Linked DNA regions of Mus musculus: region 2 is linked to region 1. Evidence: chromatin loops called from intact Hi-C (ENCODE). Cell type or tissue: left cerebral cortex. All regions are shown on one strand.

Evidence for each region. A loop is a pair of places that touch in the nucleus more often than their neighbours do. Peaks named below come from ENCODE experiments on the same cell type or tissue, not always from the same donor. Only the 100,000 strongest peaks of a DNase experiment are listed, where the experiment ranks them.
Region 2: it touches region 1 in a loop (2.5-fold over the local background); 2 of 42 quality-filtered maps call a loop at or near these places.

Annotation. Positions count from the first base shown.
Region 1 is chr3:85,140,461-85,148,460 of GRCm38, reverse strand. No RefSeq gene overlaps it. Among named protein-coding and RNA genes, the nearest start is that of Gm31096, 22 kb to the right of the region's middle. In left cerebral cortex, no CTCF peak of the experiment used is centred here; DNase peaks (open chromatin) are centred at 727, 3,171, 3,841, 4,818 and 2 more places; H3K27ac peaks cover 5,349 bases.
Region 2 is chr3:85,526,958-85,534,957 of GRCm38, reverse strand. It overlaps Gm3740. Among named protein-coding and RNA genes, the nearest start is that of Gm31419, 39 kb to the right of the region's middle. In left cerebral cortex, no CTCF peak of the experiment used is centred here; DNase peaks (open chromatin) are centred at 3,388, 4,036, 4,140 and 4,642; H3K27ac peaks cover 5,533 bases.

The DNA.
Region 1 (8,000 bases):
GCCCCTACTGCTTTTCTCAGGGCAAGATCCTAAGAGTGTTAGGGATCCGTCTATTGCTGCTATCTATTCCTAAAACCTCCCAGCCTGGGAAAACCCAAACTTCTGTTTGATAGAAGCATTCTAAAGTTTATATATGCTCCTTATGGGCCAAAGGGAACTTCTCTCCTTGACTTATTTTTAAACTGCAAATGTTAAATTAGCATTTTGTAAGACAGCTCTGACACACAAAAGAGTTGATGTAGTCTTACACAAGTCTGTTTTAAAGAGAGGAAAATGTGTTTTCCTCAGCAAGCCACTAAAAAAAAAAAAAAAAAAGTGATCTTGAAATCTCAGTGCCGAGAGCATCCTTATAGAACATCCAGTCTAATGTTTGTCTTTGTTTTGTCTCCATTTTAAGCATCAGATCCAGGTTTCAAAAAGCAACCCTTTTGTGATGTTTGAGTAGGCAAGAGATGGAAGCTGAGCCTCTTTGAAGTGGGCAGGCAGGCCTTGAACTGCTCTCCTGGGCTCCTCCAGGAGGCCTGGGGCTCCAACGAAATCTAGAATGAAAACCACCCGCCCTCCCCAGTTGTTTACTTCCCAGATTTATCTGACAAACTGCCACGGTGAAGGTTGAGCATTTCCTAATGATATGGCCAAATCTCCTGCTCTGTGACCCATAAACTCTGTGTGTGTCAGCAAGCGGGTCATGCTAACCTCCTTTCTCTGGCTGACTCGTTGGGCTTCAGCACAGCTTCTCGCTTAACCAGCTCTCAGTGTACGATGCCGGGAACACCTGCATCAGCGTAAGCGTAAGTTATGCTAAGCAAATTCCAGGATTTTAAGTCAGACCCATGGATCAGGACAAAAGTTCTAGAGCTAAGGTTATTGGCTTTGCCAAATATCCATATATTTTGAGTTGCTCACGAGTCTCGGTGTGCTTTGGGAAGATTTCCTACGAAGTCTGGTGCAACCGAGTCAAGTACAATAGGCTGGGGAATGGTTCCTTTGTCTGTTTTGTTAAGGGTGTGTGTGAGGGGGTGCATGTTCACGCACTCTCTGACATAAAGGTGGCTCAAGGCTCAAACTTCTGGAAAACTGTCCTATCAAGCCCCACCATACACTCACCCTATCACATCCTAGACAGGAATCTCTCACAGAAGCATCCTAATAAATGCCAAAGTGGCCCGGGTGGCTCTCCTAGGAGGCTTTATGGAGAGAAGCAAGAGACAGATATGAGCAACCAAACTCCAGGTTTGTAAATATGGTTTTGCTAGAAACAAATGTGAGCTTTCTTTTTAATTTCTAACCTGGCTTGGCTTTGCAGCTCCTTGGACTCACTGCCATACTCTTTGAGCACATACCCTTGGAAGTTGGTATTGTATCTGTATCTGTATTTACTGCTTTACAAAGCAGTAAAGACACACAAAAATGGTACTGTGTACAACAATAGTTGTCTCTTAAGATAGATCATCCAAATTTGAAACAGATACAATACCAACTTCCAAGGGTATGTGCTCAAAGAGTATGGCAGTGAGTCCAAGGAGCTGCAAAGCCAAGCCAGGTTAGAAATAAAAAGAAAGCTCACATTTTACACTGAGAAGTTTCTGGATCAATCTGTGCCCAAACCAGATGTTTTGACTGGTAATTATTATGATGATAATTCATTTACTAGAAACAAAATGGGGCATGACTGTTTACTGATGCCTGCCTCCCCAGACATACAGAGAAGTAAGAAGAAAAATCTCAAAGGTTTTACTTGTGGCTAAAAGGAATAATTTTCACAATTAACCAGAAATAGGCATAGCAGTAAAATGGTTTGCCTTTACATTCCACACTAGTTGTAAACAGGGCTCCCTGCATCTCCTTGCATAGAAACATCAAGGTGTAGATAGCTGCCAGGGACCTGAAAATGCCTTCAGTTTGGGTTTCCATCTGAAAAAACAACAACAAAACAAAAACAAACAAACAAACAAACAAACAAAAAAACCACTGTTCTCAGAAATCCCTCAGGCTGTCAGTGTGGCATGAGACTTCTGGGTGCTATTCTTGTCTTCTGTCTTTCATGAGGAGCCCTTTCCAAGACTAAGAGATTATGGTGAAATGAAAGATACTTTCAGAAACTTACGTGGAGGCTTTACTGGAACAGAAGGGAACAGAGAGTTCATATCTCAGAGGACATATATAGCATGGCTGAAGCTCTTAATATGGCTAAGAATTGGCACTGATTGGTAAACATTGTGTTTGCAGCAAGTCACACCAACCAACACAAGGGGAGTCTTCAACCATTGCTGACTTGGGTTAATAGAGCCCAATGGATGGGGTGGGGCACACTTACCTGTGACACCCTCACACACACCCCAGAAAATCTATTTGTACCTAGATTTGTGACAAATATACACAAACTTAGCAAATATTATATAACATACGCCACACTGTACAGCTTAAGTCACAGCTGTATTTCTTCAACAGCAAAGCTGAAACTGTATTTTTTCATTTTAAACTTCGCTCTTTAGAAAGAGAAACTATGAGGTCTGTCAAATCAAAACCTTTATATTGTCTTAAAAAATGTTTTCTCCACTGATACCTCTTTGGACCTCCCTCATTGTCTGCCGTCTCTGCCCTTCCTTCGGGGTGGACATGCCTTTCCTGGGAGTTCCCCCGGAGTTGGAGTCTCAGCATTCCATCCGACAGGACGTTTGAATTCAGGACCAAGGACAGTGGTTCCTGCTCTCAGCTGCTCTTCCTTCAGACACATGACCTGCTCCAACAGGAGACATACAGACCCTATCCTTCCTTCAAAAACAGTAGCTCAGATGAACTTGCAGGAAGGGCTGCTTTCCGAGTGATGGTCTTCCTTCATTGTGTTTAACCAGAAAAGAACACATCCAAAGCCAGGGTCGGGGCCAGTAAAAGGGGGAGTTAATTCTACAGATGCAACAGCAGATCTGGGAAACAGGTTCTTGAGGACCTTTGTCAGAGTCTCACAGCCACGGTGACAGCCCACTGAGCGTGTCTCTAAAATCAGCTCATCAAGGCAATAAAGACCAACAACACAGCCCATCTGGACACATCTGGGCCAAGTGATGTCTCAGCAGTGGGCATCCAACTCTAGGTCGTCCTCAATGCTAGGAAACCTCTTTTTTTCACGTTCTGGAGCAACATGGGAGCACAGGCATCTCCTGGAATAATGTGCTCTTGTGAGATAGAACAGAAGCTAGAGAGGATATAAATACCCTGCAATTCTCTTAAATGCCCTTATTTATAGAAGTGAAAGTTGGAAACCAGGATTCTTGCTGCAATACGAAGAAAGTAGAAACTAAATAAAAATGAACATTTAGCATGTTATGGAAGGGTCAGAGCTCTCTTAGAAGGTGCTCTTTGCAACCACAAAGAAAGGAACTGTGTTCCAGTTTACTCCCCCACCTTCTCACACATGTGCACACATGTGCACACATGCACACACATGCCTGTATTCTTCAGCATCCTGAGGTCAAAGGAAAACAATAAGAGATTGCAACCGCTAGGTCACAACAGTTCCCTAGATTTATCTTCTTTATTTTATAGTGTTGGGGGGTTTCATGCACGTGCGTGTGTGTGTACAGGTACAGTGCACATGTATGCACTGGGAGGAGGGGTAAAGTTTGACCTCAAGAATCCTTCTTCAGGTCTTATCTATCTTTATTTTTTTTTTTTGAGCCAGGGTCTCTCACTGGCTGGGACCTCAATATATAGGGTAGACTCTTTGGCCAGCAAACTTAGGGATCTATCCATCTCTGTCTTCCCCAAGCTGAAACTAAAAATGTATGCTTCTATACTGCCTTCAGAGGTGGAGGAGGGGTGTCAGCATGTCCTCATTCTTAAGAAGCAAGAATTTCACAGTCCAAGCTCCTGCCCCCGTTTTCTCTGTTTAAGATGAAATGAGAACTGGATCTCAAGGGAATCTAGGATCTGCACCAAACCTGCCAGGGCTCAGGGACCGAGGTTCACGTTCCAGGTCTAGACAGGGTAATACAAAACCAAATAGAAAATGGTCATGCCTCAGCAGTACATGGAAGAGATTCCATACAGAAGGAACATGGTGACCTGGCCCTGTGACCCAGATAGGAATCTGCCCTAGCTTCCACATAACTGCTAAAGGCAGCCATTTGCCTCTTGGCTGGCCTCAGTGAACTCTATCTTCTTTTTCTTTCAACCAGGTTTCCCTGAGCACTTCATATGTTTAGCACCCAGGTCGTGCACTAAGAATGCAGGCAAATAAGAAGGGAGGCAGACCAGGACAACTGCATGTCACCATGTTTTGATTGTTACTTTAATAAAGAAAATAAAGAGGCTGCAAGATAGCTCAGTGAGTAAAGCCACTCGCAGGGTCTGATGATCAGAGTTTGAGCCCCAGAACCCACATAAAGTTGGAAGGATAGAGCCAACTCTATAAAGTTGACCTCTGACCTTCATAATATACTTATGGTATGAGTGCATATGGACCCAGAATCAACATGCTCCGAGCTAGATCAGGGACAGAAGCAATGGCCTTTGTCCAGACTGAGCCTCATCTATTTCTACACTCAGAAGGTCTGCCTGCTCTTATCAAGCCCACCATACTGAAGGGAGTCAGATTTTGAGCAGCATGCTGTCTGCATGAAGGGACAGCCAAGTAAGCAGGGCTGCTATGCATTGCCCGGGCCCATGATGCACAATAGCCCTTGGATTTCAGTATCGTCATAGAAAGCTGTGTTCTTGTGCCTAATAGATTCTGACCACCCCGACAGAAGAAGACCCTGTCATTCCCTTGGATTTGCTTGGAGTGATTTCTCTCAGGCTGCAAAAGGAACCCTAGGAACCGTCTCCTAGGGATGGATTGAATCAAAGCCCAATCATACTTACTTTTCCCTTCCAAAAGAAGATGTCCCCCTTGGGTCGCTTAAGGCACGATTCCCGTGCTTATTTACAGAGAGAATGTTCTGTTTCAGATAGCCAGGCGTTTTCTCTCCGAGTTGCAAAGCTGATTTCAGCCACCCAAGAAGTGTTATGAATATACAAACAATATATAAAGCTTAAAGAGCAGGCAAGGCGGTACCACACACCTCCCAACAAAGCTGGCTGTGTTGCAGAGGGGAGAGATGTGATCTTGCTCTCGGATAAAGCCCTCTTCTGCCATTTCACGAGACCTATTTCCCTAAGAACTCTCCAAAATTCCCTGTGTGGCATCACCTCTCACCTCTGACCTCAGAAGTCAGCAATACCCCTTAGTATAAAGACAGAAATTCTTTTCAGCCGTGCTGGCTAAATCCTAGGAGATTCTGGGTTGGGTGAGACCTCCTTCCAATCCCAGAGGGAATTGAATGAAGTCCTGTAGAAAAAAATTAAAATCCTGGACGGTCTCTATGGGGGCTGAAATGAACCATCCTATTCCCCAGCACCTCTCTGACGGTGAGGGTTAATTTATCACACGAAATCCAATCACTTCTTATAAAAGCAGTGCAGGTTTCATTTAGTTTGATGAGGTATATTGCAAGATTTCAGAAAATCAATTTTACTGAGAGCCATATTAAGCCCCAGGGAATATAACACTACATGTACCTCACATAAGTTTTTGTTATTACTCAGAGGATCACTGGGGAAATTATATACTTAGCCTGACGAAAGGTAATGGCTACCTTCATTGTCTTGGGTAACTCCTACCCTGCTTACCTCTGTGAAGTAACAAATAAAAATGGTTGGCCTACCTGAGCTTCCCAGAGCCTGGGGCATGATAACCACTGTGAGCAAGAGCGACTTGATTCTCCACAGAACTTAACTGCTCATAGTATGGGGCTTTACGAAGCAATGCTAAAAACAATGAGTAAGGAATAAGGAACGTAGACTGCATCTATTTTAACCCAAGCCCCGAGTTCTCTAGCTTGCACTCTCAGCAAAGCTCCTGAAAAGGGGTCCATGGTGGGCTCAAAATTGCTATCAACCAATATTCCAGGTTAATATTTCCACAGGCACACCTTTCATAGTCAGGAACTTTTCCACTGTGGCTAAGAACATTCCTAGCTATGCTCATCTGGTCTCTTGGAGACTTTTGTATCCAAGGCAATAAACCAAGCCATCTCTTTATGGGCACCCCAACTTGAAGCTAGTGGCAGGGACTGAATACTTGAGCCAACGTTTGTGATAGCTTCTTTCTCCAAAGGCCACTTCAAGCTAATAGAGGATGTAGAGTGGCTGTCGTAGGAGGGGTGGTGCTCTGGTGCCCCAGTTCTACAGAATCGGCAAGTACCAGGGCTGTGCCTATTTATCCTTGCCCTTGGACTATGTCGTCCAAGACGATAACATCTATCCATGTATAGCCATTGATTTGGCAATGGCTTAAAATCAGAAATCCAGCCCCATGGATACTCTAGTGATACAGGGTGAGTAGCCACTGTGTGGGACAGATATGAACATTCTCACCACCACACAGTGTTCTATTTGACATAGCTGTGTGACAATTCAGGTTGCCATCCTGTTCTAGGAACCTGGGAGCCATCACACAGGCGTGCTAGTCTGGTTCAGGTTGGAGTTATTTACCATTGATTCAGTGAAACATTTTCTAGCTCCTTCATCACTAGCATGAATGGAGGCCAGATATGACCTCTTTATGGTCTTTAGGTCAGGGTCGTTCTCTCCCATCCCACCAGAGACAGCCATGGGGAAAACTGAAAACTGGCTTTGGAAAGTAAATGAAGATGAAAAATATAAGCTTCGGGATAAAGTTCATAGTTTGGAAACTACAAAGGAGGTTTTCATCAACTGGACAGATACCCTATGCCAAGGGCCAGCCCCACTGTTATGGACTGGATTATGTCCCTCAATGTGTATGTTAGCTTTTTTTGGTACTGTAACAAATACCTGTGACAAATAAAATTATAAAGCAAAAAGGGAATTAGGAATATAATGATTAGGTAGGGCATGTGCTTGACATGCTCAAAGTACAGGATTCCAATATAACACACACATATTCATTCTCTCTCTCTCTCTCTCTCTCTCACACACACACACACATACACACACACACAGAGAGAGAGAGAGAGAGAGAAGAGGGAGGGAGAGGGAGAGATTTACTCAGGTTTACAATCTTGAAACTTTCTGGCTATGGTCAGTTGGTTTTTAGGCTTAGTGAAATTAGCATATAATGAGGAAGACTTTGGTAAAGTAAGGTGCTTGTCTCCTAGCCATGGAGAGAGAGAGAGAGAGAGAGAGAGAGAGAGAGAGATCATTATATCAACTAATGGATTTTCACCATTGTTAAATAATATCAAGTAAAAGGTCCTTTGGGGGACATTTCAGATCCAAATACAAAATCCTATATTAGGTCCTAATTCCCAGAACTTTGAATGTGACTATATTTGAAGTTTTTTTTTTTTTTTTAAGAAGTAACCAAGTAAACCAAGGTCATCTAGGTAAGCCACAGCCCCAAGTGACCACTGTGGCCATAAGAGGAGAGTGGGACACAGGGACACACACCAAGGGATGGCCATGAGAAGAGACAAGAGAAGCAACTAGAACACCCCACTAGCCAAAGAGAGAGGCCCTGGAGGAGTCCAGCCCTGCTGACCCCGAGATCCTGGCGTTCCAGCCTTCAGAACTAGGCTGCAATACATCCCCATCACGTGAGTCCCCAGACAGGGACACTTTCCCAGGGACCCAATATGTTTGCACCACGAGTTCTTCACAGTGTGGATTCTTCAAGGAACAAAACAGAGACCTGTGAGACTCGAGCTGTCAAGATCTCTTCAAATGCAGCGGGAGAGTTGTTTAGTTTACATTGCCCATCAACACAATTCCTACCTCAAGCATAACAAAGCAGCTGTTGCCGTGCAGAACTATTGTTCTATGCCTTTGCCTGCAGGGAAATTTGGGCTTTGAAGCAGCTCAAGGAGCCAGTAGGGCAAAAGAACGTCAGAAAGTGACAGACAAATTACCCATGAGGAAGGACAGAACATTTCAGAAAACTGTTTAAAAAATCATTCTGCCTCCATGGATACTATGCGGTG
Region 2 (8,000 bases), 390 kb before region 1:
ACAATGTCCATAAACAGAGATCCGTCACCAGACAAGCACAGGACAAAACCCTAAACTCAAGCATAGTCTCTGTGGAGCGACTATTCTCAGGAGCGAGAGTCAGTAGTTTGTGAACCCTAAGGAGACCAAGCATAGTCAGAAGAGTGGGAGGAAAAAGGGGAGGGGAGGAGGAGGAGGAAGAGGAGGAGGAAGAGGAGGAGGCAAAAGCTAGAGAGGAGGAACCCTAGGAGAAAGGAGAAGGTAGCGCCATATGTTATCCCAAGTAGTCCAGAACTTTTAAGCACAGAAACAGTATTCTGAGTTTCTATAGCTTAGTGCTCCTGGAATGGCAATGGGTCATGAAAAATTTCTAACCAGAGGAGGGACAGGGTGACACCCTTCCCCTAGCAGAGAGCAGTAGACACATTGCACTGTCCATTGACCTTGGAAACTTTTAGCTCTGTCATGGGTTCTGGGTCTCTCCACATTTCTGAGCAATCCTTCAAGATTCTCAGAGATGCCTGTGAGGGACTGTGGAGGGCGAGTGGCATGAGGTCACACTGCCCTGGCCCTAGCTGGGAGAGGATCACATGTAATTAAAGCAGCCATCCGATTCCCTGCAAGTGTCCCAATCCTGATGTTCTCATTCTACTTTGCTTCTCTTAGATTGTGTCCACAACCCGTCCATGTCATAACAGCCAAATGACTGGGTCACGAATGAATGGTAGATGCTTTCTGCCAACAACAGGTAGACCATTTGGAAGATGTTGTTGAAGCTTCCACGTGAATCTCTTTTCCGCTGAAAGCCGGCCTAATTCTCTCTAAGGTTCACTCTCATTCCATGGCCCTTCTCTCCTTGATATTTCTTTACTGCACATAGCAGTTGCTATCTAAAGAATGCATAATAAGAATATATAATGTCTTTTAGTGGAGGTATTGTCCATTCCCCTGTTCATACATAGAATAGAAGCTTTATGGGGGCAGTGATGTTTAGTCCATTTTGTTTACGAAATGCAATTATGCCGTAGAGAATAATGTCTCACATAATGGAATGTGCTCAAAAACTACTTGTGGGTTGAATTGCTAAATTTTATAGCCATCTTGTGGACAGTTTTCTTATATACAATAGTATGTATTTGAAAGGTCTTGTCTGATTGGAACAAGAAAAACCTCCATAAAATTGCATACATAGTCTCTGGAGGCCATAAGGAGCCCACACACAGAGTAAGCTGAATCCACTGAGTGGCCTATGGCTAGACAGCCACAGGAAAAGACTCTTTGACAGTCTTAATGGTTCTTCTCAACTGAAGCTGAGGAAAGTTATCTTTCTTACTGGTCGAGGAAAGTATATGGCCTGTTATCTAGGACATGCCAGGTATAAGGGAAAGGGTCATTTCCCCATCAATACTTCCAACAGGTCATTTTTGAATACTCTTTTTTTTTTTAATTCGGTTTTTGGAGATGGAGGGCCTCACTATGTTGCTTAGGTTGGACTTGAACTCCTGAACTGTGGTGACTTGAATAAGAATAGCCCCCATAGACTCATATATTTGAATGCTTGGACACTAGGAAGGAACCCTGATTAACAGGTTTGGAAAGATTAGGAGATGTGGCCTTGTTGGAGTAGATGTGACCTTGTTGGAGGACGTGTGTCACTGAGGGTGGGCTTTAGGTTTCAAAAGCCCATGCCAGGCCCAGTCTCTCCCTTCGCTTTTAGATCAGGATGTAGCTCTCAGCCATTGCTCCAGTGCATGTGTGCTGCCATGCTCCCTGCCATGCTGGTGACAGAATAAACCTCTGAAACTGTAAGCAAATCCCCAGGTAAATGCTTTCTTTTATAAATGTATTGTATGGTCCGCGTGTGTGAACATGTTCACATGTGTATGGGTGCTTGCTTGCCATGCTGTCAAAGCTGTCTTTGTTGGTTGTGGGTGTCCCTCACTGTAGTCACCAAGGCAGGGTCTCTCACTTGAATCGTAATTATCATTCTGGGCTGGCTGAGCTAGCCAGCTTGTTCTGGGAATCCTTGTCTCTTCTTCACTAGAATTACAGGTGGGCTGCCATATCTGCCCAGCATTTAAATAGCTTCTTGGGCTCCAAACTCCAGTACTTACATTTACACGGTAAGCTTTTGTAACTACTGAGCTACCTCCCCAGCCCAGCCGTGGAGTGAATATACTAGAGTATTCAAGGCAGGTACAGTTCTGTGCACTGATGGCCCAAGTCACTCAGGAGACTAAAGTAGGAAGATTACTCTAGTTCAGAATTCCAGGACCAACCTGGGGAACATAATGAGAGCCCATCTTTAAAAATAGGCCTGGCTGATTGTCACTGCCCTAAATCTAGCTGCATGACTGCTTTGTTTTCTCTTGTGTTTTGTTTCTTTAGAAACTCGGGCATGCGTAATGAAAGCTCATGGGTTGCTAGTACTTGTGTAGCTGGGGTAGGGCAGTTCAGAGGCCTTTTGAATGTCCTCCTGGGCAGTCTCTGATCATATTTCCTATACCAGTCCCCTTGGCTGAAAATCCATTAGTCTCTTGACTTTTCATGCGAATTGAAATTGCTATATTGAAAATCATATTCCAAAGCTGAAGCAAAGTAATGCTCCTCTTTTACAAAGCCATCTCGTTGTGTTTACCTTGATGTTAACCGTGCTTTCTCATTTATCTGATACGTATTATTGTCTGGCAGGATATTGTGCCATATGTAATGATTATAATTTAGAAATGAAAACCACTACTTGTCTTCCTCCCTCCCCTTTGGTTGTTGCTGGCTCTGTGGATTTTTTTCCTCTCCCTCTCTGCCTGTAAACATCTATAAAATGAGTAAGAGTAAATGAATTACACAGGTGTAATCCCATTGAAGGTTCTGGAAACAGCCTTTAGCCTCCAGATCCAAGCTCTTACGGTCTGTGTCAGATCAGAAGTGCGAGATAGAATCACAGCTCTGTTATTCAAGGTTTGCTTTTTGCTAATTTTATGGGGAACATAAAAGCTAATGTAAAGCATCTGTCACATCCTTGACCCCCTTGAAGAAACCTGTATCCATGGCAGCCAGAAGCAGGGAGGAGGAGGAGATCCCCAGGTTTACACACAGCATCTCAGAAAAAAAAAAAAAAAAGAAGAAGTGCTTATCTCTTGAGTGTCCTTCCCTGCTGTGCCGATGCACTGATAAGGTTAGGGTTTCATTCTATCAAATCAGCACTCATTAATTGGGCTCATCTCCTCTTCCCAGTGCTAGAATTACAGCAGTGAACAAATCACACAAGAATCCTCCTGTCCCATCACCCGGAGCCCACTTACACTATGACTAAACAAGATAGAAAAAAATGTTGCACATAACAAGCTCTTCACACAAAACTGGTTAAGGCAAGAGTTAGGGGCCTAATCTTTCAAGGCTGCAGCTGGGCTTTTCCATTGAATAGGCTGGGTGCCAAAGACCTCACTGATAAAATGATGCTTGGGCAGATATCAGAAGGAGGGAGAGCCCCAGTGCAGATTTCTGGATGTAGAGACTCCCAAGCTTGGAGACAGCCTGTGCAAAGACCCTGAGACTGAGGCTTGGCAGAGGGAGTAGCAATACTCATGTGTCCCCAGTCAAATGAGAACAAAGGAAGGAACCAAGTGCATAGAGATTTAGAAGTCCGTGTATTATAGGGCTTTCTAGGACCAAGGAAGGCCCTGAGATCCTCTGGGAGGAGTTGGAAATCCCTGAAGAGTTTCAGATAGAGAAATGGTCCATTTCAAACAAAACACCTAACACAGCTTCATAAGAGTTAGGGAGTTGGGCTTTCAACGGTAAGACAGGCTGCTGCAGGAAAACCTGACAAGAGATCATGGTGGCTCGGAGGAAGGTGGCAGGTGGTGCTGAGATAGAGTTTACTGAGGTTGTAAGTTGAGGGCAGAGCCAATGGAATCTGCCAACAGATTGAGTGTGGGATCCCTTCACAGACCGATTCTCTGAAATCGTTACTTAAGGTGCACGAGGAGTTCTGGACGCCTCTTCCTGAGGATAGACACTCAGCATTACATCACTGGCCACATTTGGAATTTCTTTCTTTCTTTGCTGCGTTTTGTACTGAGCACATCTACAGCATTTGCAAGGCCAGAGAAATATCATTTCTGTGCCTTTCTGTTTTTGGACTGCAGATTCTTGCTGCCACAGAGAAGCATCCCTACAGAAGTGCTGCAATCCTCTTGGGTCCAAGAACAACACACACATCCATCCTTCTGCTCACCACTGCCTCCCTGCATCAATTATGCCTCCACCGTAATCTCCGATGTCTCCTTCCTCCAGACTCTGCTCCAAGCTGTAACTGATTCATGTTCAGCCTGATGCAATAATCTTTACACTGACTCTTCTGTTTTCATGCTTCCAGAAAACTAGCAGCTTGCAGCCAAAATTACCCTTGTCCAGTTTCATTTCCATCCACTTGCTGTCCCTCTGAGAGTCCTGTCTCTGCCTCTCTCTCTCTCTCTCTCTCTCTCTCTCTCTCTCTCCTCCCCCTTTCCCTCCCTCCTTTTCTCTCTCCCACTAAATTGAAATAGTTTAGCATATTCTTTGTACACACTCTCACCCTGTCCTTTTCATCTTTAGCACATACCTATGTAATTTTGGGTTCTCTCCGGCAAGCCACCTAGAGAACTGAGTACATCAGGTAAACACCAGGTATGAATCAGAAACACCGTCATCCGATTTTCTGGTTATCACTGCCTAGAATGTGAGAATGGAACACAAATAGTAAATAGGACCACAAGGGGTAATTCTTTACTCTGCAGACCTTAATTTTCCTTCTAAGTGTAATAAACAGCTGACCTGAGAGTGCATAGTCATTTCTGGAGCTTGATCAATACTTCTGGCTCTGTGACTTCAGATACACAAAGAGAATTGTATCTTCTGGTCCTTTTGGGGGTAGATGAAGCCATGAGACTAACTCTGGCTAATAATGTAAAAAGGTTGCATCCATCATGATGACTCCCCCCCATCCCTTGGTCACTGGTGGTGTTCTGATTTATTGAATGGCTCTGACATATAGCTCTTTTGGCAACCTGGCAAATATATGGCATAGCCAATAAACTTTTTTTTTGACTACTGAGATTTTAGGATTCTTACTACAGTATGATCTATGTCTCTCTTTTTTTTCCCCCCATGGTACTGGGAATCAAATACAGAGACACATCTATGCTGCTAGGTATATACTTTGCCACTGAGCTAAGCCCTGTTCCAACCTAGCCCATGCTAGCTTGATTTATTCAAGTTACCTGTTTCTGTAATAGGTACTTAAGAAGTGACTTTAAAGCAGATGAAACCTTGAATGAATAATAAGGCCTTGCCTAAGTAGGTATCAGACTGACTGATTCTAGCCCTGGAGGCCTTAGGAACTAAGGGAGTAAAAGGAAGATCAGCCCTGGCTTTAGGTAAGGGGAGATAACCTGATGGCAAACTCACATAAGACATCTATCTATAAGGGCTTTCTAGGGTTGGAACTCACATAAGACATCTATAAGGGCTTTCTAGGGTTGGAACTGAGCTTTCTTGCTTTGCCTCAACCAAGCAGCCACATAGCTGGGGTCCTATCTGCTCAGGAAGGAATTTCCATCACAGACGATGACAAGAAGTGAAGGCGGGAAGGGCCACCTGCTCTGCTTCATGACTTCCAGAGAGGCAAGTGCACATGCCCCATGACCTGTTCGCCCAAGCCTGTGGTACTGACACAAGCACGTGACTGTGGACAATGCCCGTGGACAGCTCAAGCAAGGTCAGGAGAAAGCCAACATTCTCGATGCCGTCTAAGTACCACAGAGTGGCAAAGAAATGACTTCTGCTTCCTGTAGAGACCATTAGCTAAATTGCAATATCTCATTCTTGGACTGCCTTTGCCAGGGTATTGTTTCTTGCTTTGAACCTGGGAAAGGGAAGGAAGAGGCAGGCGACCGTCTACCTCCCTCTTCTTTTCTATGAAACCCACTGTTTAGAAGGACGCTTTGTTTTTAATTGGCAGGGGGAGGCTAGTGAGAGCCGCTAGCTTTCTGCTTGTGTTATGATTTTGTGACAGTGTGAAGTCAATCTTTGAGCAGTTACAGCTCTCCAGAGCTGTCAGTAACTCAGAGACTTCAACTCTGATTAAAACTCATGACTAGAAGAAATTACCATAATTCGGTGACAGGCCCAGAGAGAAAGCCGTGATGATACGCATAACAGTGTGCCAGTGAAGAGGGCACCACGGCGAGTGCTTTACTTTAGTACCTAGGACTTTCCTCAGGGTTACCACTGGGGACCATCATCGTCTTGTCAATGAAAGTGAGCCAGTGTGTGCTTGGCCTGCCTCAGATACTCACCTTGGGGAGGAAAAGAGGTCAGGCATATTCACCTGCAGTGATTTTTCTATTGGACGCCATGTTGTGAAAACAGAAGCTATCTGACCTGTGTGGTGAAAGGACCAGCAGAGAACGGAATTCAAAGTTCCAGTCCAATAAGCCAATTAATTGTCTGAACCCCTCTGACCACCTATAACAAAGCCTCTCATGTCAGGGTTCTCAGAAACACACTATGCTGTTCCTTCTGTCACCAAGCTGTCCTTCTGCCCCCAGGCCACAACAGGCTGCTTCCTGTTACTCTACCCTGATTGGGCCCCTTGCATGCCTTTCACACATATCCATTCTTTTTAGGTGACACTAGGACCTTGGTAGGTTCTTTTGAGCTCAGCCACTAACTCTGCTAATGGCTTAAGGCCTGGGATGTTCTGGCTGCATCTTAACCATGAACTTTTCAGTTTGAAGCCCAAAGTATTAGAATTTAGCCTACACGGGTAGGCTGATTGATGTTGGGGAGGTGAGTCTGTCTGGGGGGAGGGTTCTAATCATACCAGGTAACTATTGTATCCCTCCAGTGAAATGGTGCAGTGCCCTGCTGGTGTTGTGGGACTGTGTAACTCTCTCTACTTCTGTTCAGTCAGATAGAATGTCACTTCCTCCACACAATCTTCCTTTATTAAAAAGTAGGTTGCACTGTGTGATGGCACTCTCTCTCTCAAGTATGTGTGTGTGTGTGTGTGTGTGTGTGTGTGTGTGTGAGAGAGAGAGAGAGAGAGAGAGAGAGAGAGAGAGGCAACATGTCTAAAAGATACAGGTAAACAGCTGTCAATAGTTCTGAATGTCTAAAAAAGCAATGGTCATTCTATTACTAGGTGGGCAAGCTGTATTGCAAGCAGATTTCCTCTGTTTAAATAATTATTTCAGTCTAAAGTCTCCATTTACCAGTGTTCATTTATGGACTAAAGTCTACACTCCGCTTATATTTTAGCATGGGAAGGACTCTGTTTTAATCACATATGCATATGAATACTTGCACAGACGTACACACAGAATGTTCTGTGAGGGTGATATTTTATATCAAGCCCAAAAGATTCTAGGATAAGTGGAAATAAGTATTTGTATAGAAATTTAACAAGTAAATATAAAAATATTGAGACTGTGAAAACTTTTGACTTAGCAATTCTACATCTAAGAATTTATTTTAGAGACAATTAGAGATGTTCAGGAAGAATTTTGTAAGGACAGTTGAGGAATTTCATTAGAGTACTATTAATAACAAAATATTAAAAATAATTAACACTTAATAATTGAGGGTTGATAAGAGGTACATTCATATAACATTGTTGAATTAAATACATATAACTTTTTTTACTTTTGTTTATTTTATGTCTATAAGTGGTTTTGTCTGTATGAATATGCATATGTGCATCATGAGTATGCAGTCCCTGCAGAGGTCAGAGGAGGACATCAGATCTCCTGGCGTTGGAGCTGGAAGGTTGTGAGCCGCCATGTAGGCACTGGGAACTGAACCCAGGTCCTCTGTAGGATCAACAAGTGTTCTTAACTGCTGAGCCACATCTAGAACCCCAACATAAACATTAATTTACAGGATTAGAATGTACACCAGGATCTCTGGTTACATTTTAATGTTTATGGCGGTTTTTAAATTTATTATTTGTATTTTAAACTGCTAAGGAGAATGATTAC